3 separate regions of the Homo sapiens genome follow, and all the other regions are linked to region 1. Evidence: chromatin loops called from intact Hi-C (ENCODE). Cell type or tissue: heart right ventricle. All regions are shown on one strand.

Evidence for each region. Peaks named below come from ENCODE experiments on the same cell type or tissue, not always from the same donor. Only the 100,000 strongest peaks of a DNase experiment are listed, where the experiment ranks them.
Region 2: a loop joins it to region 1, with 3 times the contacts of the local background. A loop is called at or near these places in 27 of 110 quality-filtered maps.
Region 3: it touches region 1 in a loop (3-fold over the local background); 24 of 110 quality-filtered maps call a loop at or near these places.

What each region holds. Positions count from the first base shown.
Region 1 is chr10:50,620,705-50,628,704 of GRCh38, forward strand. It overlaps SGMS1 (sphingomyelin synthase 1), which reads right to left and starts at 3,252. Exons shown (of 11, transcript NM_147156.4): 1 at 3,003-3,252. It overlaps SGMS1-AS1 (SGMS1 antisense RNA 1), which reads left to right and starts at 4,247. Exons shown (of 4, transcript NR_126411.1): 1 at 4,247-4,487; 2 at 5,966-6,101. RefSeq lists enhancers at 1,300-1,459, 2,010-2,409, 3,121-3,649 and silencers at 2,600-2,939, 3,200-3,459, 3,508-3,665, 3,790-4,419. In heart right ventricle, CTCF peaks have their summits at 1,445 (motif pointing left) and 4,661 (motif pointing left); DNase peaks (open chromatin) are centred at 1,507, 3,407, 3,957, 4,577 and 1 weaker place; H3K4me3 peaks cover 4,880 bases; H3K27ac peaks cover 4,703 bases.
Region 2 is chr10:50,287,917-50,295,916 of GRCh38, forward strand. No RefSeq gene overlaps it. Among named protein-coding and RNA genes, the nearest start is that of ASAH2, 40 kb to the left of the region's middle. In heart right ventricle, a CTCF peak has its summit at 3,778; no DNase peak of the experiment used is centred here.
Region 3 is chr10:50,320,872-50,328,871 of GRCh38, forward strand. SGMS1 (sphingomyelin synthase 1) reads right to left here. Exons shown (of 11, transcript NM_147156.4): 8 at 6,334-6,451. Among named protein-coding and RNA genes, the nearest start is that of ASAH2, 73 kb to the left of the region's middle. In heart right ventricle, no CTCF peak of the experiment used is centred here; DNase peaks (open chromatin) are centred at 4,790 and 6,191; H3K4me3 peaks cover 2,145 bases; H3K27ac peaks cover 4,888 bases.

The sequences.
Region 1 (8,000 bases):
CCCTCCTAAAGACCAGGGCATTGATGCCTGTGTGCAAACAATCCAGAATTTTTATTCCCAAAATACTCTTTCAGCTTTTCTATAGCAGCACTTTTCAGAGTTTTCCTGAAATGTTATGTATAAAATGAAGTTTTCTAAGTTAAAGCATTTGACATCCAACAGGAGCACTTTTTAGTTAAAAATAATAATAATAATACTGCTAGGTGCAGTGACTCACACCTGTAATCGCAGCACTTTGAGAGGCCAAGGTGAGAGGATTACTTGAGCCCAGGAGTTTGGGACCAGCCTGGGCAACATAACAAAACCCTATCTCTATAAAAAAGTAGCTGGGCTTAGTGGTGCGTGCGTGTAGTCCCAGCTACTCGGGAGGCTGAGGTAAGAGAATCCCCTGAGCCTGGAGAGTTCAAAGCTACAGTAAGCCGAGATTGTACCACTGCACTCCATCCTGGGTGACAGAATAAAACCCTGTCTCAAAAGAAAAACAAACAAAAAAAAACTGATGGCTATACTTAGGAGTCAGGAGTCCGTTTGGTTTTCATGACGTATGTTAACAAAGCACACCATTTCTCTAGCTGAAATGTAGGATCTGCCCCAAGTTTGAAAATTAATAAATTTAACCAGAAAAGTAAAAGAATCAAGTTTTCAAGCTAAAATTGAATGTTTATGGTCAACCCAGCAATCATGTCTTACGAAAACATAAATATTCTTTAAATGTCAATGTGCAAAGGTATTGATGCATATATTTTACTCTAACCATATTAATACAGACTTAAAAATAGATGATGAACATGGTAAATACTGGTAAACTCTTCTGTTATGAAGAATTTTTAAAATTTCAGCTGCAGAGGCATGTATTGAATACAAGTTAGACACTGTGCAAGATGCTAGAAATCTTCCAATGAGTAAGATACTGGTTTAATAACCGTGTCCCTCTGATGTCAATTTAATACATCTCTGGAGTTAATGTCTTTTATTAAAAAGTTTCCGGAAATTTCAAATAGCTCACTATCATCACTGAAGAGTTGCAGAAATGTATCTTATTATTTTACTAAAAACATAAATTTCTATTCTGTGAAGCAGAAATGGAAGGAAAGGCCACTTCACTGTTTTTACATATCACTGTCACTTTCTGCAGAGTAACTACTTAAAACTGCATGGCGGCAGCAGCCACCCCACTGCTACCCAGCAGGTCACAGAGATGCAGAGACTCAAAAACATGCTATATATTGCTGTATATTTTAAGAGGCGCAGTAAGGAAACTCGAAATACCAGGGCCTCCAGAGCTAAACAGGAAGCAAGATAAGACAAGTGAGCTGCCACAGGCAGAAGGCAGCACCTGGAGGTTCCCCCAAAGCTGGCGCCTCCGACAGCAGGCACAGGCTGCTGCTTGCTTGCTTGCTTGCTTCTTTGCTTGGCCACGGCATGTCTTCAGAGCTGGAAGGCTGCCACCTGCTGAATCACCAAACATCCCTGGGCTTCCCTTGGAGCACTGACCAGACAGGCACCCATCCCCCGCAGCCTTCGCCCGTGGACGTTTCACACCCCGACCAATGAAACGCCCCGCCCTCTCCCCTTCTGCACAGGCCAAAACAGCCGCCAACCCCTTTCCATCTGGGCAGCTCTAGGCAACACCCATCGCGTTCCTACGTCACCAGTCCCACTCCTCTCCTTCGGCCCACTCAGTCCCCCCTGAATGTTTCAACCCCCAGTGCCAGGAAGCGTGGGGAGTTCACAGCACAGCACATCAGACATTCGCCACTTCCACATCCAGGGAGCCAACTAGAAACATCCCCAAACCTAAAAGCAAAATAACCTGTCCAAACAGCTTTAAAGGTCCAGGAAGATAAATGTCAAGGGAGCTAAAATAGTCGACAGGCCCCAGAACATAGAAAATAAACTTCCCTTTCAGAAAGCAGCCTTCACTTGGTTTCGTAAGCGTGTACCGCTGAAGTCTGTACTGTTTGAAGGTGAAAAGAAACATCTGAGAAGCACCTGCCTGGATTCTCTTCGCTCCCTCCGGCCATGACAACCCTTATCCCGATTTCTACTTCGCGGCACCAAAGAGGAAAGCAGCATTCACCAGAACGCTCCAGGCTGAATCCGTTAGCTGGACTAGGGCACTCTATCCGGCCCACGGGAGGACGCCACAAGCCCGAGTTCGGGTTAAGACGGTGGGAGAGGCAGCCGCTGCTGCTGCTGTTTTGCCCTTGACACGTCGCTGGGGGATAGCGCAGACCCCCTCTGTCACGGAAAAGCGGCGTCCTGGAGAGACTGTCCAGTTCTGGGCTGCGCCGATTCCCCTCCAGGCCTTGCCCCTAAACGTCCCCGCCCCGCGGGGGCAGCCCTGCGGGGTCTCAGAGCCGCCCGCGAGCCTGGCGGGCTGTTACGCGGCCTGGAGAGAAGGGGAGCGCTCCTCGGGGAGGGGGGGTCCCACCTGTTTTGTCGTCAGGGGGCATCGAGGGGCTACGGTGGGGGGATCCCGAAATAGTGGGCGCCTGGCCGGCTGCGATCTGGACCGAAGGTACCAACTGTCACACCGCCACCTAGGCTGTGGGGGTGGAGCCGTGATTGGAGTCGGCCCCTGGGTGGGGGTCTCCGGACCCCGGGCGGGCTACTGCCCAAAGGCTCCCCGCCTCCCGATCGCCCCAATCCGACACCAGGCAGCCTTCCAGCCCGCACGCAGTAGCTCTGAAAAGGTGCCCACTGACGCCTCCTCCTTCCTCCCCGCCCCAACTTAGCCGGGGAGCCCCGCCGGCGGCCCGCCCCCTCCGAGCCCGGATCCCGGCCGCCGGACCTCCCCGCTGTGACCACCCACGGGAGCAGCAGCTCTGGAGGACTGCCCGCCAGGTACGCGCGCGGCACCGCGCGGGCTGCGCTCACGCCCCCTCGCCCCAGAGCAGCCCGCCCGCTGCTCCCCGGCATAAGGCCGGGCCCGCGAGACAGGTGTCCGATCGGCCCCCGCAACCGTGAGGCCGGCTGTCTGTCCCTGCCCCACGACTCACTTGCACTGGAGTCACGGCAGCCGCCGGAATTCCGCTCGCGGAGCCCCCGCCGCGGAATGAAATCCGGGGCAGGGCAGCGTCGGGGCTCCGCACCCCAATCGCGCTCTCCGACCGGCTCCCTAGGCGCGAGGGGAGAGCAGTCAGCCCAGGCCGGTCCTTCTCACTCCCGACCTGCCCGCCGCCTGCCGCCCGCAGCCGCTGCCCCGCTGGTGCGAACGCTTTCGACTTGCCACCGCGAGCCTCCCGGGCTGCCGAGCATGCCCAGTCCGCTGCCCGAGCCGGCCCGGCTTCCCGCGCGACGCGACTCCGCTCCTCCGGGTGTTCACTGCGGCCGGGGGGGCGGGCCGGCCGGGCGGGGTCCGCGGGGGGCTCCTCCCGGGACCGAGCGGGACCCCGAACCAAGGGACAGTCGCAGTTTGGGCCCCTTGAATTTTACTTTCAAGTAATGGGAAACTGAGGAGGCGGGCGCTTTCCCCAGCGTTTTTAGGGGCCCACTAAGTAAGGCCTAGCGGGAGCCAGATTTTACAATCTGGGACGGTAAATCCCTTGGGGCAGGGCCGGAGACGGGAGCCGCTAGAGCTGGTCACAAAGCAGGGAACGCAAACTCAGCCTGCTGGAAGCCAGGCACGAGTTTGCGAACTACTACTGGATTCTTTTTCCCACCAAGCCCAAGGGCTGCGACACTTGGGATTAATGCCCAATGGATCATTCCTAGGAAACGGCCGACCTGACTATTCGGCCCATTTTCAAACCTCTAACCATAGACTCTCATCTTTCTCCCACAACAGAAAAAAAAAGCCTCTGGCGACGCCTGGGAGCGCGACGGAGGCGCAAGAGCTCTAACCGCGCGAGGTGAAAACTCCGACTGCGTCAGAGCCGCCCCGCCCCGCCTGGGGCCCACCTTCCGCCGCCCCTCCGAGCTGCGGCGAAAACCCGGAGAGCGGCTAGGCCGGGGTCGGAGCCCGCGCATGCCCAGTAGCCCCACGTGGTGCAAGTCGCCTGAAGGAAGGTTTTCCTCTGCTCCCCGAGCGAAGCCCCAGCGCCCAAGTTAGGATGGACAGCGGGGAGAGCTGGCCTTCCCGCCCCGATGCCCGCCGTCCCTGGCCGGCCCGCGCCGCACCTCGGTGGCCTACAGGCAGCCCGAGGCCGTGCCTCCCGCGGGGTCGGGGACTTGGCGAGCGGGGGAAGGGGCGCGGCTACGGGCCCGGCGTACCACGTGACTGTCCGCGGCGCTCCGGGCAGCCATCTTCCGCCCGGCCATCGGGCCGCGGGCGCTCGGAACCGACCTGGGAGCTGGCGGGACCGTCCTCCCCCGCCACGCCCTCCCATCGGGCTTTGGGCGCCGGACTCTGGCCACCGCTCGGCACCTGCCTCCGCCTCGCCTTGGGGTATAGGAGTCCTGTACCGACCCCTGGCTTGCCCAGAGGACAGGTTCTCGCCCGGGCCAGAAGCAAACTGCGGCGAAATCGAGACAACAGAACTCAGGTGGCGGAGGGTCCCCGCTTTTCCCCAGAGGCGGAAGTTGGCGAGGGAGTCCTCTTCCGTTATCCAGCGAGAGCGCTGCTCTGGCTGCCTCCCGGTTCTAACCTAGTCCCTGCAGAGGAGTGATGTACCGGCAGGGACATTGGACAGAGGCCGTGCTCTTCCCTGCAGCGCATACCCCGCGGCCCCTGCTGGTGGGCCGCTTCGATGGTGCTGAGGTTCATAGTGAATATTTATTGAGCGCCTGCCTCGAGTCCCTTGGGTTTCCTGTTGTCTCGGGACCTGCCGCGTCACTATCACCCTAGAATTTGTTAGAAATGCACGTTTTCGGCCCCACCTAGACCTACAGAACCAGAAACTGCGGGTGGAGTCCTGCAATATGATTAACAAAGCCCTCCGGGTAGTTGTCATGGACGCCTCTATATTTCAGCTAAGCAGTCCATTTTAATAAGCTAGGCAGTGAAAATTTCCATAGTTTTCCCCAAAGCACAGTGAGGAGTCAGGGATTCAAAATGAGGCAATCTGCCCCAATGCAGGCGTTTTATTGCACCCTCCACTCCTGGCTCCTCTGGTTTTTTCGCCCGTAAGACACAGTACTGCTCTTCTCAGGAAGATTAGGAAAGTACATTTGTCACATACGCTTTTCAAGCACGGCTTTAAAATAACAACTGAAATTCAGTTCAACTGCATGTTTTGAGTATCTACTGGGAGCAAGGCTCTGTGAAGTATAGTAGCCCTACTGGTTATGTTTATCAGTTTGCACCTAAAAGGTGAAAGGAAGGCTTGCTTTCTTGTGATGTAAATTTTTTCAAACTAAGGGAGTGCCAGAAAACTGCTGGCTGCTTTCTCTCCCGTGTTGGTTTCTCTCCAGTGCTATCCAGAATATGCTGTAAGCTCTGGACTTCCTGAAACAAAGGTCCAAGTAAGCATCTGGTCTTTGATGTACTTTAAAATGCACCCCACCCCCACATGAAAGATAACTAAATTTTTCAAAATATTAATACTTCTTGAATGTAAATCGTGTGTCTAAGGTACTGGCATAATTTTTTTTTTCAAATTTTCTATATGTTTGAAATGTTTCATAATAAAATCCTTTTAAATTTTTTTCCATGTGTAATTTTAGGATGATATATATATAGCACATGGAAAAAAGCAGGGCATAGAAGTATTTCCACTTTAATTTCAGTTTCATAAAATCAGAGAGAAAAAGTCATAGATATATACACCATACATAAAAAATAAAAGCGTAAATAAATACAGAAAGAAATCTAAAGAGAAATCACCATAGCAGTAAAAGTAAATTCTGTGTGAAGTGGTTATAAGAGACACTAAGAGTTGCCCCTCCTTGAAATTATATTTAGTTATGGTCCTTAAGTCACTATTATTTGTAACCAAAAAAAAAAATTGAATAAAAATAGTTCTCCCTCTTTAGTCCATCCAATCCTAAAGAATTTTTATCAGTGCCCTTTCTTTTTCTTCAGAGTCACTCTGTCACCCAGGCTGGAGTGCAGTGGCACCATCACAGCTCCCTGCAGCCTTGACTTACAGGGCTCCAGTGATCCTCCACCCTCAGCCTCCTGAGTATCTGAGACCACAGGTGCAAGCCACCATGCCCAGGTAATTTTTTATTTTTGGCCGAGGCTGTTTCATCATGTTGCCCAAACTGGCCTTGAACCCCTGAGCTCAAGTAATCCACAGGCCTCCGCTTCCCAAAGTGCTGAGATTACAAGCATGAGCCACTGTGCCTTGCTTACCAGTGTATTTCTTAGGAAAATTTTAATAAACATCATATTGTTGGATTGTAAAATTTTTGGATTCTCAAGTACTCAGAATATCATGAATTACGTTGCTGTCAAGACAACTAGGAAACAAAAGTGAATCACCTCCAAGTCACAATCTGTCATTAGAAATCTTGTTAAAAATAATACTAAGAGCAAATACTGAAGCAAATGCTTCACTTACCAAAACAGCTATTCTGAAGTAGGTGGTTTGGTTCCAAATGAATGACTTTTCTACCTTTAGAAGGTAAACTACCTGATTTAAAATGTGGTTTTATTCAGTGGACCTTTCAGCAGTAGCCATCACTCACCATTGAGAAGGTGGGCTTCTCTCACCACCTTAATCTCTGTAGGTCTCTTTCACCCTCTAGCATACATCTTACTAAGGCATCTAAAGTACTTACTACTTCGTACTCATGGGATCCAATGATGCTCACATAATGTCATCAATAGAGTGGACCAGTGTGATGTTTTGTGGAATGTCAGAACAATCAAGATCACTTCAGACTATTATGGCAGTGAGCAAGAGAACTAATGGAGCCCGTGGCAACACTGGGAAGACATATTGTTGGCCCTGTTGGGTAACAGCAAATCACTTCTGATGGACCTTGCAAATTGGTATGGAGGAAAAGGCATTAGCCAGGTAAATAAGTGCATACCAAATGTCAGATCTGCCCCAGGTGCATACCAATGTGTTAATCTGCCCCAGTAAAGGTACTACTTCTGGGAGAGCAGCTGAAATTGGAGTCCCCATCTGATTACATTTATGACATTCCACAGTCATTCTTCAAGATCCATTTGTCTTCTGCACAGTCTAAACTGGGGAATTAAATGGGAGATACTATAGGTATCACTACCAACCACCTGTAGTCAAAGTTCAAATAGTGCTCTGGAAGCAAGGAGACTTTTGTTTCTATCCATGGAAATTTGTCTCAATGTGATCCAGAGCCACGTAGCCTGAATAACAGGAGCAAGACCTTAGGAGCCCCTGCTTAGCTCTTTAAACTCTTCTGGCCAACCTGGGTTCCAAACCAAGGCTAACCAAAAAAGCTAGTCGAAGACAACAAAGGTCATTCCAAGTATTGGCCCCGAGGCTTAGATCTGATAATACTCAACATTCTGTGCTCATTCCTGTGTACCTGGCTAGGATTCCTGGCTTCAATAACTGCTTGGCTTCTATTCATTGACAAAAAACTTGGAATTTATTTGAAGATACCAGGGTAGATCAGGGATGCAGCTGAGCCTCGGGATGAGATGGAAACCAGGAACTGGAGTATTGAAAGGAACCCAGAAAGTCTCCCTCTGTCTCCTCTGCATTTCTATTTATTCTCTCCCTGTGGTTTCTGGCTTTTTTCCTTCAGTTCCATGAAATGACCACTTGAGAGCTCCCAAGTTTTTAATCTCTTCCAGAGAGTAACAAGAACAACCCTACCTATATTCATTAACCCTCTTGTCTAGTTGAATCCTATTTCCCCAGATTCCCACTGGCCACTTAATCTTACTAATATTTCAAGGTCCATCTCCAATTTCACCTTTTTTTGTATACAAATGTTCATAACAGCTTTATTTATAACAGCCCCAAACTGGAAACAACCCAAGTGTTCATCGGTAGGTCAATGGACAAATCTGTTCAATGAAGTGGTACTCAGCAATGAAAAACACAAAAACAAAAACTCTTGACAAATGCTACCACATGGATGGATCTCAAAATAATTATACTGAGTAAAATAAGGCTGAC
Region 2 (8,000 bases), 330 kb before region 1:
AACTTCTCCTCATGGTACTAAATACTACTAGAAGAAAGCAATTCAAACTCCACCAGTTCCTTCATGTGATGACACAGAGCTGGCAAGGGAAGCAGCCTTTAGGTGCCAATAAATCATGGTGGCCACATGTGTTTCTGCTTCATTGCTACCCTGTATGGGTACTCACCCTCCAAGATCCCATGCCATGCTATTTCAGAGTCCATCAATACTCCAGCAACCACTGTCCATGCACATCAGGCTTGCAGAATGCTAGAGCAATTATGTTACCAAAGGTTATAAGACGTAAATATGTTTGGACAGAAGTTCAAATAAAGGTTGAGTCTGGGCTTGCCCCGGTTTCCCACCAAGTTGGCCTTGCTGTATCTGGGGCCCATCTTTCCATTAGCTGGGACTTCTTTCTTGGCTCCACAGGGGCCTCCTTTTCATTTCTCTCTTCCCCATTTTTCTCTCTATAAAAACAGTGGTCATTTACGGAGCATTTAGTCTGTACTCACAGGCCATGACTGCCCCACATTATGCTACAAGATAGATTTCTATCTATCTACAAGATAGATAACATTGTCCCTAATTTGTCAAGAAGAAAACTAAGGCTCTGAAAAGAAAATAGTCATTTTCTGTAGGGCACAATGCCTGTAAGTTAGTCATTTTCTGCAGGGCATAATGCCTGTAAACAGTAGAGTTGGGATCTGAACACACAACTGAGTTCCCAGTCCATGCCCTCTTGGATACACCATACTTCCTCTATCTCCTTCTGTAGTTTCTTTTTTCCCCAGGGTAACTACTCTCATTCTTCATAACATGGTAGAGTATGTATATTCACTATCAAACCTTTATTCAGTGCCTCAAACACAAGTTAAACGGGAAGAAGGTGCCTAGCTCATTTCCCAAGCAGAAGTATTTTCTTTGAACTTGTTATTGCCCCTCTTATTCACTCCCCAAAGGCTTTCTGGATCCCCCAGACAAGTGGGTACCTGCACAATCCACTGTGGTCTGCAGAGTACATTTCATTCCCAAACAGCACAATGATAAATGGTAACACTGATTTTAAGGGTTTCTAGTTGTGTTGGTGTAAACTAGAGCAGCTTCTAGGATCAGGAGGCCTCTAGGAGATTAGATAACTCTATTAATGATATGATATGTGCCCTTTCAGAAACTATTCTGAATGATATGTGCCCTTTCAGAAACTACTCTGAGTTTATACAGATGTCCGTCAGATTGTGATGGGATTATGTCCTGATAAACTCATAGTAAGTTGAAAATATTGCAAGTTGAAAATGCATTTAATGTACCTAACCTCCTAAACATAGGTTAACCTAACCTACCTTAAACGTGCTCAGAACACTTACCTTAGCCTGAAGTTGGACAAAATAATCTAACCCAAAGCCTATTTTATAATAAAGTGTTGAACAGCTCATGTAATTGACTACTGTACTGAAAGTGAAAAAGAGAATGGTTGTATGGGTACTTGAAGTGTGGTTTCTGTTGAACTCATATCACTTTCACGTCATTGTAAAGTTGAAAAGTTGTACGTCAAACTATTGTTAAGTCGGGGACCATTTGTATTTGGAAGTGACTATACCTCTCCAAGCACTACCGCATCTTGACTCAAGCCCATGAGAAAAGAGTTGGACGAAGCTCTAGGTGTGAAATAAAGATGCATGCACTATCCTGGTTGAAGTTCTTGCTAGAAATAATGCAAACTAGGATTGTCTACAGGAATAACAACCACTGCTATTTCATACTCACACTGAAAAATGCTTTGGGTAACCCAAATTATTTTAGAACCTATCTTGGGTCATCCAAGCCAAAAAAAAGGCTCATCAAAAAGAATGAGAGAAAAACAATTGACTAAATAGAGAATACTGTACACCATAACTTGACAAAGAATTATGCACCATAACACAGGCCAAGCATTCTAGACTGTAGGCACCTGACATTTTCTCCTGATGTTCTGAGGCTCCTTCTAAGAAATCATATTTGTTACTAACCAATGTCCATAATGATTCTTTATCAGGCCCTAGTTTGGGATGTATCCACGCTGCTCTCAGACAAGTAGAATAGTCAAGAGAAAGAGAGAGAGAGTATTCAGGAGTAGCTCTGCAGTTTGGGCCTTGCTTTAACACTGGGATTTTGTCAAATAAACTATTTTTCTTGCTACAGGCTTATTTCTAATCATGAGGGCCACCTATACCTGGAGTCGAGGACTGCTGGAGATAAATCTCTGACAACCTCATTTTCTCTTTGTCTAAAATTTCCCAATGTACTAGAAGTCTTGATAATCATGAAGTTGCCCAAAAAGGAATTTTCCATCAGACTACTGAGATGGCATTTTGGATAGTCTTTGCCCATCCTAGTCAGAATTACCCCGCACACCTGGGTTACTGATTTACCTATCAAGAGAAAATGGAACTCCAAGGGGGAGTTCTAGCAGGAAGGAAACTAAAAGATTGGAAAAGTGAACTAATTTATGTAGAAAAATGATAGTGAAGGGAAGCTGAGCTTTAGGTTTATGTCAGGGATCACCTCCATGCCTTCCTTGAGGCCCATGTTTTAGATTATGAGATTGCCAGGCCACAGATTTCAGGGTGGAAATTCTTATGTTTATGCTTCTGTCTAAGGCTGAGTTTTAATAGACATCAGACAAATGCAGAATGCAACTTCCAGGCCATTAACACGTCTTTTTGGAGAAGGCTTTTCTGCAGTCTGGAGTAGAAGTAGGAATTCTACTTCTCGAGACTTTCCTAGGAAAAGTCACTCAACAACTTTAAGAACAGGCCTTGAGCACTGTGCTAGGCACTGCAAGGAAACGATATTGAAGCAGAAAAATCTCATAGTGAAACTAGACACATTGAACCACTAACTCATTAGACTCCTAACTTCTCCCTCTTCAACTGGGCTTAATCTGGAAGTTTCTTTCAGGCCATTTCATAAATTCTCAATTAAAAACTTGGGTTAATGAGACATTCTGAGTAATTGAAATTTCTAATTTAAATAGGGCTTATTCAGCAAGCCTTCTTTAAACAGAAAAGTCTTTCTAAAATACCTATTTTACACTTTTGGAAACAGAGCAAAGGGAAGCTTTTAATTATTTCCTTGATGACTAGAAGAGATTCCAATGTCTCAATATTAATGCTCTTCATCCAATGCTAAAGACATATACATAAACATGTACAAGGCGTCAAAGTTCAAGAGCAAGCCAATGGCATTTCTGAGAGAAACTGTTTTTAAGGAGGAAATAATTTCATCTATCTATTTATATTTCTCATAGTTTCTTTTCTTAAAGTCCAAATAATCTAATTTGGTAGAGTACTCATTGATTGAGATTTCCTTTACTATCCTTTGAAAATAGCCCAGACTATAAGTTTTTATGAAGGCAGGCACCCTTGTCTACTTTGTTTGACACCAGCTCCCAATGCTAACACAAAAACATTTGCTGAATGAATGGAGGGAGGTGAAGAGACGAGGGGATGATTAATGTATAAGTGAATGCATGAAAGACTAGCCTTGAAATTCCCAGGGTTCTATGGTCAGCCTCAATCTTGGACATTCCTTATTGTCAGCCCATTTTTATTCCTTTATTACCCAAGAATGCAACTGAAGATAATTTGTGAAATCCCAAGGGCCTGTGAGGCCAACTAATACAAGGATTAGGAAAGCAAAAATCAAAGATTACAACCACTCCACCCTCCAAAAGAAAAAGAGCAGAACCATCCATAGCCATCAAAAACCAATGAAGAGGTATATTTACAAGTGCTCTACAAAGTTAGCCACAGGGGGATGCTAAAGGCTACTGGTAAAGTGTCATGCTTGGAGCTGGCCAATACTTAGGGCTCCATCATGTGATGTCAAAGATTTTTTTTTTCATAAGCCCCTAACCAGATTTTAAATTTATCACCTTGAAAGAAAACCCACAAACCACAAAATAATGTTCTACTCTCACTATAAATTAACCTTCCATGAAAAGCCTGGTGTAATTGGGGTATCACAGAGCCAAGAAGTAGTGCCATGTTCCAATCCATCATCACAATGGAGACCCTTATCATTCACGCAGGGACAATCCACAGAGGCCTAGTGAGAGTGAATACCGATCCATCAAAATGCTTGACAGCTTCTGAGAAATGAATTATACATCAGTATAGAGTTGACCTCAACTTATTTCCACAAAAGTGTTTTATTAAACAAAGACTAATAGAAAGAAATTGGGGCAAAAGAGAAAAATATATAAAAAAAAGATAATACCAAGATCACAAATACATACACTAAAATTCAGTACAGTTGTTAAGAATGGACAATAAATTAGACTCAGTTTCCCAAACACCAAAGCAAAAAAACACAACACAATCAGTATAAAATTTAATGTTCATGAGACAGAATCAGTTGCAGAGAAGAAAATCCAGTTCTACTTCCTATGAAGGCTAAGAAAAATCTCTGCCTATGTGATGTAATATAGTATGTAGTAAACATATGGACCCTCTTCAATGAGATTTTGTTGGTTTGATTCACTTAAAAGATGGATTATTATTCAATGACTATTAAAAGAGCCACACTTGATGTTCTGGCCTGATTGGGACTGTTGGTGTGGTGATGGTGGTGGTATAGAATATCTTGGAGGAAGTGACTGGAAGCTATCCTTCATAAGATTCCATATGGGTTATAAGAGTAACAACTGAGTGTCGGATAAAAATGCAGCACCTCAGCGTGATGACTAATATTTTGATTCTGTACCAGAGGTACTCCATGCCAATTAAAAAGGCAGATCCATTTCTGCCTTTTTACAATTCAGAAGGAAAGATCAAAACTGACACCCAGAGATTCAAGTGCCCACAAAACACTCTGATGTACTCTGCAGTAAAAATAAAAATAACATTGCCATAGGCACTCCCAAATATCTGGCTGTTTGCAGAGCTAAGAACCCCACCACAAAGGAAGTTACCTCAGAGGATGGAACTTGCTGTTTTTGACATATGTTACTACACTTCAGCATATATTCATGGCACCCATCATTGTTATAAGGTATATTGGGGTTTCATTTTCAACTTGCTCCTTTGAGAGGTACTATTTTTTCCCTGATAAAGTTATTTCAAGAACATGCATTTTCATAGAGCAGTATAGCTGAAACCGTCTTGTGTAAATTAATAGTTGTCCATTAGACACTTGGACTTGCATACAGCTGCATCCTGGGTCCTCTCCAGGAGTCACAATGCACATTAGCACATTAATGACTCCGACAAGTCTTACAGCTAAGAAACCTAGAGAATGGCCTCAAAGTTCCCAATGCAATGTTAATTAGAAGATAACTGAATGAAGCACCTCCATTTTCCACTTCAATGCTAATTTTTTTCATGTTCTTCTGGACATCTTTTGTGTTGAGAGTTGGAAGTCATTAAAGCAGACTGATAACGACTTATAGTTCAACTGTTGTTAGGACATAAATTTGTATACCTAGTCATTAAGGATACTCTGCCAATAACTGCTTATTGTTTCCCAAACTTATTTGACCATGCAAACTGTGTCATCAAGGTCTTCTGTTTTCAGCTTCAACATTTAAAGAGCTTGGGAGTTATCACTGTCATCCTTACAATAGGAAGAAGCTGAGCAAACTGCAAAACAAGTTTTTTTGGACCCATCATGGAAATGAAGTCATAGGTACAACCACTGTTCCAAAATCTGGAGAGAGAGTTGCATTCAGAGTCATGGGCAAGATCTGCTTACACGGAGCGGAAGCCGCTAGAGCCATAAACTAATAAGAACACCTACATGGTAAATGACAAATTACTGGAGGTTGCTCCTTGTACTTTAGCCCTTTCTAGTCTTCCCATCTGACTCAGGGAGAAAAAACCGTCAGCAGGCATCAAGGCTTCAAGGAAGCAGACAAAGAATTCTGCAGTCATGGAATTTATGTAGAATAGAGGATAAGAGGAGTGGGTTTACTACCACACTCATGAAGGTCAAGCCTGGAGAAACAGACCCACTAAAAGACAGATTCATGACATGGTTTTAAGATGGCTGACCAGAGGCAGCTGGTACTTGCCTCCCCCACAAACAAGAACCAAAATAGTGAGTATGTAATCATACTTTGGTCACCTATGAGAGAACACTGGAATTCAACAGAGAAGTGACAGGAAACATATAAGGCAAAGGAGGAGAAGGAAGTGAGGCAGCATGCTCAGCTGGGGGACTGAAGAATCTCCCAATTGCGGTGAAAGAGAAAGTGAGTGACTCTCAGCAGTTCACATTCCCACCACAGACTCCTGCAATTCTTGCCACAGGAGAGTCCTTCAACCCACACAGGCCCTGAGACTAACATAGGGAGCTACCTAGAGATTTCTTGAAGGAATTGCTCCAGAAAGGAAGCTCACACCAGGTCCCATGCCCACCCCCAGTACTAAGCAGCTATAGCAAAGCACTATTTTGAGAGCGCAGTCTCCACCAGAATGCCCTGGAGCCCAACATCTCCTGCATCTTCACATCCCTGGAGCCCCACTGACATCCCACACACACAGCAGGGAGCTGCTGCTGTCTGGCACTGCCAGGGCCAAAGTATGAGCCATAGGCAGCAACCCCACCACCCCCAGTAGCAGGGCCACCATGCATTTAAAAATGCCCTGAGGAAAGCCTACTCTGTTTATATGGCTGCCAACTGTGGCCAAAGAGTGTGCTCCTTAGTTGCCTGTTTATGCTTCTTCTACTGCCACTGAAAGCAACCCTCTCCTCCCCAGGAGCAGAGCCACAGCACAACTGTTGCCACTCCAACCTAAGCATTCCTCCAAGAGCCTGGTGATTGCCCTGCCTCTGCCTACCATAGCCCATTACCACACACACCACTGGGGGCCTGAGAACAGGTGTGCTTAGCCTGGATCCACCCACCCCCATGCCCAAGCACAACATCTAGGGGCCTGGGATTCCCCCGCCCCATCAAACATTGTTGGCATCTAAGCATTCCTTCCAGGCTCTTGAGGATAGGCCCACTAAATCTGCTGCTAATACCACAGCTGGTATGCACCACTAAATGCCACCTAAAGGCCTGGAGACTGGCCTACCCAGCCCATTGCAGCCACCAGCACCACCAGTACAGGCTGCTTGGAAGTCAGAGGATTCTCTCACCACTGCTACTGCCATTGCCCATTCCACGCCTGCTGCCCAGGCACCTGGCCCACTTCTGCAACTGCTGGCACCTGAGATGGCCACCTGTGGGGGTCCAAGAATCAGTCCCCCTGGACCCATTAACACCAGGGTCAACATATGCTGCCCTGCAAGGATAGGCATGCTTGGCTTACTGCTGCCACCATTGGGGCCTAAGTGCAGGCTCAACTGCTGTCCCTGTCTCCAGCAAAACTTTACCACAGCCTTCACTAACAGTATTCTAAACCACTGAGTAAATCAGACACTACTGGTGGTGTTTATAGCCAAATAAATTATACAGAGATTATACTACTGCACATACCCAGAATCAAAGCCAAAGTGCCCTGCTCAACCAATACTATAGATACACCTTCGGGAAAAAGTCATTCCCAACTAAAAGGCAAATGCAAACAAATTTAAGGAGTGACTGTTACACCAGATGCACAGATACCAATGTAAGGATGGAAGAAGCATAAAAAGGCAATGAAATATGACACCTCCAGAGGAACACAATAATTCTCCAGCAACAGATTCCAACAAAAAAGTATAAAATCCCACATAAAAAATTCAAAATGATACTAAAGAAGCTCAGTGAGATACAAAATAACTCAAAAAGCAAAACAAAGACATCAGAAAAACAATTCAGTATTCAGGATATGAAAGAGAAATTTACAAAAGAGATAGATATCATAAAAAATAACCAAACAGAAATTCTGGAACTGAGGAATTCAATTAATGAAATACAAAATTTGAAAGCTTCAACAATAGGCTAAATCAAGCAGAAGAAAACATTTCAGAACATAAAGACAGGTCTTTTGAAATAACCCAGTCAGGCAAAAATATAGAGAAAAATTTAAAAAGAATGGACAAAGCCTATG
Region 3 (8,000 bases), 300 kb before region 1:
ATCCATGGCAAATGGCTCTGCAAATCTACTACAGGGAGTCAGAGGGGGATCTGGGGATTACATTTCTGTCTCTTTCACAGCTTCTGGATGCCCAGAGGGAGAAGGCGCTTGTCTTATATATTGTGTGTCCTCAAAATTTACCAGTATGCCCACATAGGGCAGGTTCTCTAGAAACGTTGCTCAGGAAATAAACAAGCTTCTTGACTATCAAATGAAATCACATCAACAATCTGCCTGTCTCACATTCTGGGAAAGTGGTTTCTTCCTTTTAGTAAGAAAGCCTTTAGAAAGGCTAGAGTTTATACAATAATGTAAAAATTCATACATCAAATGTTAAATATAAGGAGATATGAATAATAAATGCATAGACAGCACCATCAGAATCATGTAAAAAATGCATACATAAGGAACTAATATACTGAATTGTTAATAGTAGATAGGGTCATGAGTGGTTCTAAAATCTTCCTCTTTTTGTAGTCTTTCAATATATCTTTAAAGAATGTATGGTTTATTTAAAATGAAAACATCTCTTTTTAAGTGACAGAGAGAAGTTATTTAGAACATTGCTATCTTTAATCACTGAAAAAGGAAGAGAACAGCAGCAATGAGAGAAAAGGAAAAGCAAAGAACAGATTTAGGATGGGAAACGTTACTGGAAAGTATATGCAAGAAGCAGAAAAAAAAGAATTGAGAACAAACGAAAAGGAAAATTTTAATGACAATCAGAAACTGGAAGACCAGCAGAAAATTATCCAAAATCAAGCATTGACAATTTAAGTTGCACACCATCCAACAGGATGGCAGGAAGTTATTTTGGTAATGGAACACAAGCCATATCCTGAAATACTGATAAGGTTAGCAGGAGCTAATCAGAATATCAAACTTTGTCAGTGTAGAGGGCACCTGGAATACTCTAACTGCTACTCAGGAAAGTAAGAAAGAACTGAAGAAGGCCATAACATCCTAAAGAGCAATGAGTCTGTTGCCTTATAAGACTGAACTTGTGCCAGCATAGGGACCCGTTAGGCTGATGGTTGACATTACAGTTCAGCAGCAAGTCAAAGGAGGTGGTTTCATCTTTCTAATCTGTGCATTGCAGAAAAGCTGACAGTGGCAGAGAAGAATATGAAGGCTGTTCTGCTGTTGCATTTGTATTATATTGATCCACTGAGCGATCAACCTCAGATGCCACCCAGACATAACCCTGTCCAAAAATGGGCTGTGTTCACTTATGTCAGAGGCAAAAATTAAAACAAAACAAAACATGTTTTTCAAGTTCAAGAGAATCATTTCACTGAAAACTCCACATTGGATTAATGCACTAGCCAGCTGAGTGTCCCTGTCTTAATGTACTCTCTCTCTTCTCAAAGGTTTTCAAATCTAAGGTCACCATGGAGACCACAAAACACGCCCAAACATGCATCTCATTTTACTGTTTAGTCACTATTAGATTAACTCATCTGATTATGAAAATGAGAGTCGAAAACAGTGCAAGTTATTTCTTCTCTTCTATTAGCATTAGGCTGCCTGTTTATCTGGGATTTTTTATTTTAAGGAGTTTGTTAAAACAGGAAAAACCTTACCAACGGGAAGCTTACAACACCAAAGAATTCTCAAATATTCTGCCCCTTTTCTAAAGAAACCAGTATCATAAACAGTTGTAAAAAGATGAGAAGAGGGGCCGGGCGCGGTGGCTCACGCCTGTAATCCCAGCACTTTGGGAGGCCGAGGCGGGTGGATCATGAGGTCAGGAGATCGAGACCATCCTGGCTAACAAGGTGAAACCCCGTCTCTACTAAAAATACAAAAAATTAGCCGGGCGCGGTGGCGGGCGCCTGTAGTCCCAGCTACTCGGGAGGCTGAGGCAGGAGAATGGCGTGAACCCGGGAAGCGGAGCTTGCAGTGAGCCGAGATTGCGCCACTGCAGTCCGCAGTCCGGCCTGGGCGACAGAGCGAGACTCCGTCTCAAAAAAAAAAAAAAAAAAAAAAAAAGATGAGAAGAGGTTGTTTTCAGGATGGAACACACGGTCTTTGGAGCTATGATGAGAGTAACATGGGCTAATCAAGGTATCAAAAATTTGGCAGCCTCCAGTGTAAGCCATGCACATGTATACCACCATGGGATATGCCAGAAATTTGCAATCTAGAAACTGAACACATCCACTTCCCTTTTCACTTCCTTTTCCCAGTGGCTTATTATTGCTGCAGAAACATTTATGGGAAGCCTACTTTTCCTCACAGCCTGATCATCTCATAGGATTATTATTTCTCTGAGCGATTATATTTTGTGAAGAGTATACTGCCATCGAGTGAATGAACAATAAGACCAATTTTTATAATCACTACTGTATACTTGTTGAAACATTTTTCTTAGGAGCTGCACATTTTGAGTACTGGCATTAAGGGAAGCATTAAGTACACTAATTACAGCATTTTAATGGCATAGTGAAACCAAGTTTAAGTTCACATGACTGTATTAAGCAGGAAGTCATATTCTAAAGCTCAACTCTCCTCCCTTACAGTTTAGTGATATTGAGTAACTGTCAGAGTATCCACCAAGTGACAGGCCTTAATTGGTATCTCAAATAATAGAATATCCAATTCTGGAAGCACTGTGCTTTCTGTAACTTGTTTCTGGGCCTTTTCATCCATATCCACAGCTTTAACCACCATCCAGAATATGATGATTCACAAATATTTATTTTCCAGCCTGATGTTTCCCTCAGCTTTAGACTATATTGCTAACTATCTTGGACATCACCACTTAGATATCTCACAGATACTTTAAACTCTGTGTTTAATCCAACTCATTAACTCTCATTTCCTCTATACCATGTCATTATACCAGTGTAAAATCCAGCCCTTGGAATCTTTCCCTATTCTCATTCCCTGCATGAAATCTATTATCAAGTTGTATCAATTTGGTCTCTTAAATATTGCTCAAGTCTGTTTCTTCCTCTCCATCCATCCTTAGGGCCAGTAGCTTAGCTTGAGGCCCTTATCACAGCATTTTACACATTTATTACATAAGTTACAAATTTAAACTAACAGATTTTAAGGTGTTTTCCACAAAGGTAGGAACTATATCTACCTTCCTCATGCCTCATACTCTAGCACCCAAAGCACAGTAGGTCCCTAATGTATGTTTGTTAAATCAGTTCTCACTGGATAAATAAGAGTCTAGGGGTTGAAGCATGATGACAATACTAAGTCCTCTTCTTACTTCTGTATAGTGCGTTACACCCACAGAGCCCCTAGAAACTGTCTCCTTCCACACCTATAACTCCTTAAGACAGATTTCAAAAAGCATCATTAGCTCTGCTTTGCCATTTAGGGAGGGAACTGAGGCTCTGAAAAGTTAAATGACTTGCCCAATGCTAGTAAGTGGTTGTGTAAGACTGTCTTAACCTTAACTTTAGTGTTCTTTTTACTATTAGGTAAGTTTGTATTTTTACAGGGGCAATTAAGTTCCCTCTCTGTACAATGGTTCAGAGAGAGATGGAAGATTCAGTGGCGATGATGTTCAGACATCAAATAGAACTTTGGCCTGAGTGACTTTTAATAAGGTTCCTCTCACTTCTGATTCCCTTAGCCCTAGGTATGATTCTAAAGTAGGCAAAGCTGTCCTCTGAGGCTTCTCTCCAGTGTCACCCTTTTCTGTCTTCAGATACTCGTTCTCAGTGGAGGATTCTAGCCCTTGCCTGACCACTGAATTTCTTAAGCTTGATCTGCCATCCAAGAGGCAGCACCAAGCCTTCGAAGCCTTTCCCAACTCTTGTGCCTAGCTTCAGAAGTCTTTCTATTCCACCTGGCAAATATTCTGTTAACAAGCTAAAATTGAATCTAATTAAGTCTGCAGAGCCAACTTTCTATTCAGAGGAAACATAGAGCGACACAAGTCACTTGACACCACAAAGAAACAAATGGATAAATCCAGAAAGTGGGATATTCTGTAGGACTATTAATCTAATGTCTACAGGCTACTGGTAGAGGGGTGAAAGGAAGAAAGGACTGCTTTAGAATTATAGACTTAAAAGACAGAACAAGTAAATGTAATATAAAGATTTTGGACCCTAATTTATACAAACCAACTGTAAAAAAAGGAAAAGCATTTTAAGACAATCAGGATATCGCATCAACTTGTAATTGCTGATATCACAGAATTACTATTAATTTTGTTGAACACCAATAGCATTATGGTTTTGTACTAAAATGTTCACAGTTTTTAGATGCGTACTAAAGTATGTGGAGGTGAAATGACGTTACCTGGGAGTTGTTTTAAATACTTCAAAAAGAAAAAAGAAAGGAAACAAATGTTGCAAATCTTGATAATTATTGAATCTGAGTGTTGGGTTTATGGGAGTTCCTTATAGCAGTTGGGATACATGTGAAAGTTTTCAGAATAAAAAAGTGTATTCTAAATCCTTTCTTCCAAGAGTCTTATTCTACAAAATTAGATTTTGTAGTAATTAGATTTAATGAGTTTTAACTAGTATTTTTTTCTAAGGTGTGCTAATATTTCACCTCCTACTGTTTAAGATTCTAGTTTCCAGAAGATCCTCATAGAATGAGGGCCCTAGTTGGGATTTCTGGCAACACAATAAATGAGCAACACGTTTGAGTTTGGCTTTTGTGAACAGTTCCTGCTGCTACTTCTGTGTTTACGAAGAAAACCCACAAGCTATTCTTAGGCAAAGAATTTTGGTTAGATATGTTGATGACTCAAGCTGACTATGTAAGAACCAATGGCTCACCAAGTATGGGCTTGCCAGCAACTGGCGGAGCTACAGTAGTCCTCAAGAAGAAACAAGTTTAGAACCAGAGTAGGGAGAAAGGCTACATGGTACGGCCCCTCAATACTGGATCCATCTTCAACATGTGCTTGGCCAGAACCTACATCTACCTACCCCTTGGTAGCAAAATTTCCCAATGCACAGACTTTTTTAAGGAGCTGAATTAAACTTAGGTGAATATCCTAAACTGTCAGTTTACTGCTGAGAACATGCTGCTTATCAAGCCAGGCTCCCAGCAAGAGTCCATATCCTTGGATTTTCAATGACAACAAGATATTCCCTATAACCCAGGAGCTACAGGTGAGTGCTTGAGAGCTTTTACAGACAATAAAAACGATGTGAAGCTGGCTTCTTTGGAAGGGCGAAAGAAACTGCAAGAAGGAGAGTGCAGGGAGGCAGGATGGCTGATAGAGAAGAGTGGAATGTTGAGAACATTGCTTTTGTATGACAGCTCTTCCAGAGGTAAGGAAGTAGTGTGTAGCAAAAAATAAAAAAAATTAAAAAAATTAAAAAATTAAAAAAAGCAAAAAGTTAAGTAAGAAATGAGCTATCTCTGTAGGCACATATGTAAGTTTAGCAAAGAAAAGAGCCACAGGAGACATACAAATTAAAGAGATCCAAAATTTCATATGATCAAATTAAAAATCCAGAGTGAATTTTTCAGCTCTCTTTCCAAAGATTCTATCAAAGAGAACATCTCTTCTGGAGGAACAAAAGTACAAAGCAATGAGACTGAAAGTGTTTGGCTGTTTCACCCACACAGGTATAATGCAAAGAAATGATCTCAAATACATCAGAGTATACTATATTTTCTCCCACCAAAAATCAAGGAGAGAAATTAGCCTCTTTTAAAAATTCATTAAAGAGCTTTAATGTACATAAATATTTTAACAATAAAATCTGCTAATTATTTCACAGAGTTCCAACGATCACCCTAGTTAAAAATTCTTCCAAGGTAAAGGTTAGGAGGTGAAGAGTGTCATTTGAATCTGATGGAAAGGTAGAGACAATAAGAGAGGAATAAAGTTTATTTTTAAAAAGACTTCTTTGTTACTAGAGAAAATCAATAAGGCAATATATTACCCCAGAGAACAGTGATCTTATTTGGCTTGGTTGAGGACTGCAAGGAAATAGGAATACTTTCTCTTCCTGGCTCTGCTGTAGGGATTAATAGAAAGAAGGAAAATGGAAAAAATGTCACTTGAAATCGAGCTCTCCCTCCGAGGGAGAGGAAGCATATAAAAGCTTCTGGATGCGTGTCAAAGAAATGAATGATATTTTAACAATTTGGCAGGAAACCAAAGAACTACACAAAGCTTAACTGCTTCCAACACACATTTCCCCAGTTGGGAGGCACTGGCAGGGCTTAGAGATTCTGGGAAGGGTGGGGCTGCCTGGCCATATCATTTAGTAACATTCTCAGATAGAGGAGTGACTCCACTGTATTCTGAAGAAACGTTTTCCTGCAACCTCACTCAAAGGACCCCAGGGCAAGACAAGAAACAAACAGAAAGCGAAATTACAGCGAGGAATAGTTTACCTTCGGAGAACAGTTGAAATGCATACCAGGTACTGGGAGTGTAGTTACATACATTGTAATACACCGATACAGGTACAGCGTGCCAACTATGCAGAAAAATCTTCTGCTAATAATAGACCTAGAAAAAGGGAAAAACAGGGCAGATTCTCAGTCAAGAAATTCTGTAGGTTCATTTACTGTAATTTTTCAATGACTCAATAAAAACAAACCCCAAAAACTACTTGAGAACTTGAAACCAGAATGTTGTAACTATGGCTAATACCAGATTAAGACAAAGATTTTGAGAATAACGTTGTGTGGTGCTTTTTAAAAAATATATTAACTGGCCAAAAGTGCTTAAACTGGTTTATATTGCTATTAATTAGGCTTCATGAGGCCTTAAACTTGAGTTGACGTTCAACTGTCGGACATACAAGTGGAGCCCACGCTGATTGGCCAGAACCCACTCAGTATCTGTGGTTAAACATTTAGTGAGTATTTTTGCTGTCATCAAAGGAAGATCTTCAGAAAATCAGAATGATATTAGAATGAGAATTTAAAACTTTTATGCCATTTAATGAGTCAAAGACATTAAACAATTTTAGTTGTACATCCCAGAAACTGATTCTCTGAGGCAACATGATGCCAAGAACGAACCTATGGAAAAACAGCATTCAATCTCATCCCATTCCTTGACTACCACTGCAGCTTGGGATGCACATTTACTTCTCTGAATCTCAACTTCCTAAGAAGTAAAATAGGGGTAACAACATTAGAAATGATGTCTGAAAAATTCCTACCATATAGTAGGTACAAATGGTAGGTATCAAATGTATAGATTAAGTAGATGAATAAAAATATAAGCAAAAATTAGAAATAGTTTTATTATTATTAGGTTCTAACAAAATTATTTGATATATACATGTAGGTTTGTATCTATCTATATACATACACATGTATATTGAGTTAGATAACGTCTCCTAATATAAAAATTCCATGTAAGTTTGTTCAACTTAACCTCATTAAAGTCTGGTGTATTTTTGAACAAGAACATTCTTTCCCTCTCTACCTCTCTCTTGTAGTACCACAGGCCAGAATCATGTGAGTAACCCTGTGGGTCTCCTCTTCCTTAACCTTGTGAGGAGTTCAGATTTTCCCAAACAAGGAAAATTTAGAAACAGTGGGCAGGTGTTCCTCTTAGGATCTTGGCCATTCAATCATTATAATCATACAGTGTAGCTCCAGTCTTATGCAGGATGGGCATACCTACTGAGGTGTACTAGCCAGAGGAAAATTTGTTTCATGTGTATTTTCTGTTTTAAAAAGAGAAACAAAGATATGTCACTTGTGTGATTAAAAATTAATTTTAAAAAACCATACAATTATACTAGCATTTTATCCACATCTGCACAGCCCATGTATGTTACTTAGGTTTTATGAGTAGAATTTGGGTGTTGGTCTCTTTACCTAGATTTAAGAAACTGGGTCAGAATTATTTACGATAGAAGCCATCTTTGCTTATTTTCTCTTAGTCAAGCTGCGTATGCCTCCTCCAGAGACATGAATTTATTCAGCATAAAGCTGTCTTGGCAATCTATATGCCTCTAATTTCAAGTAAAATACAAAGCACAATTAAATAATATAAAGAGGGACGATACTAGAGAAGAATACCAGCCTATAAATGTCTT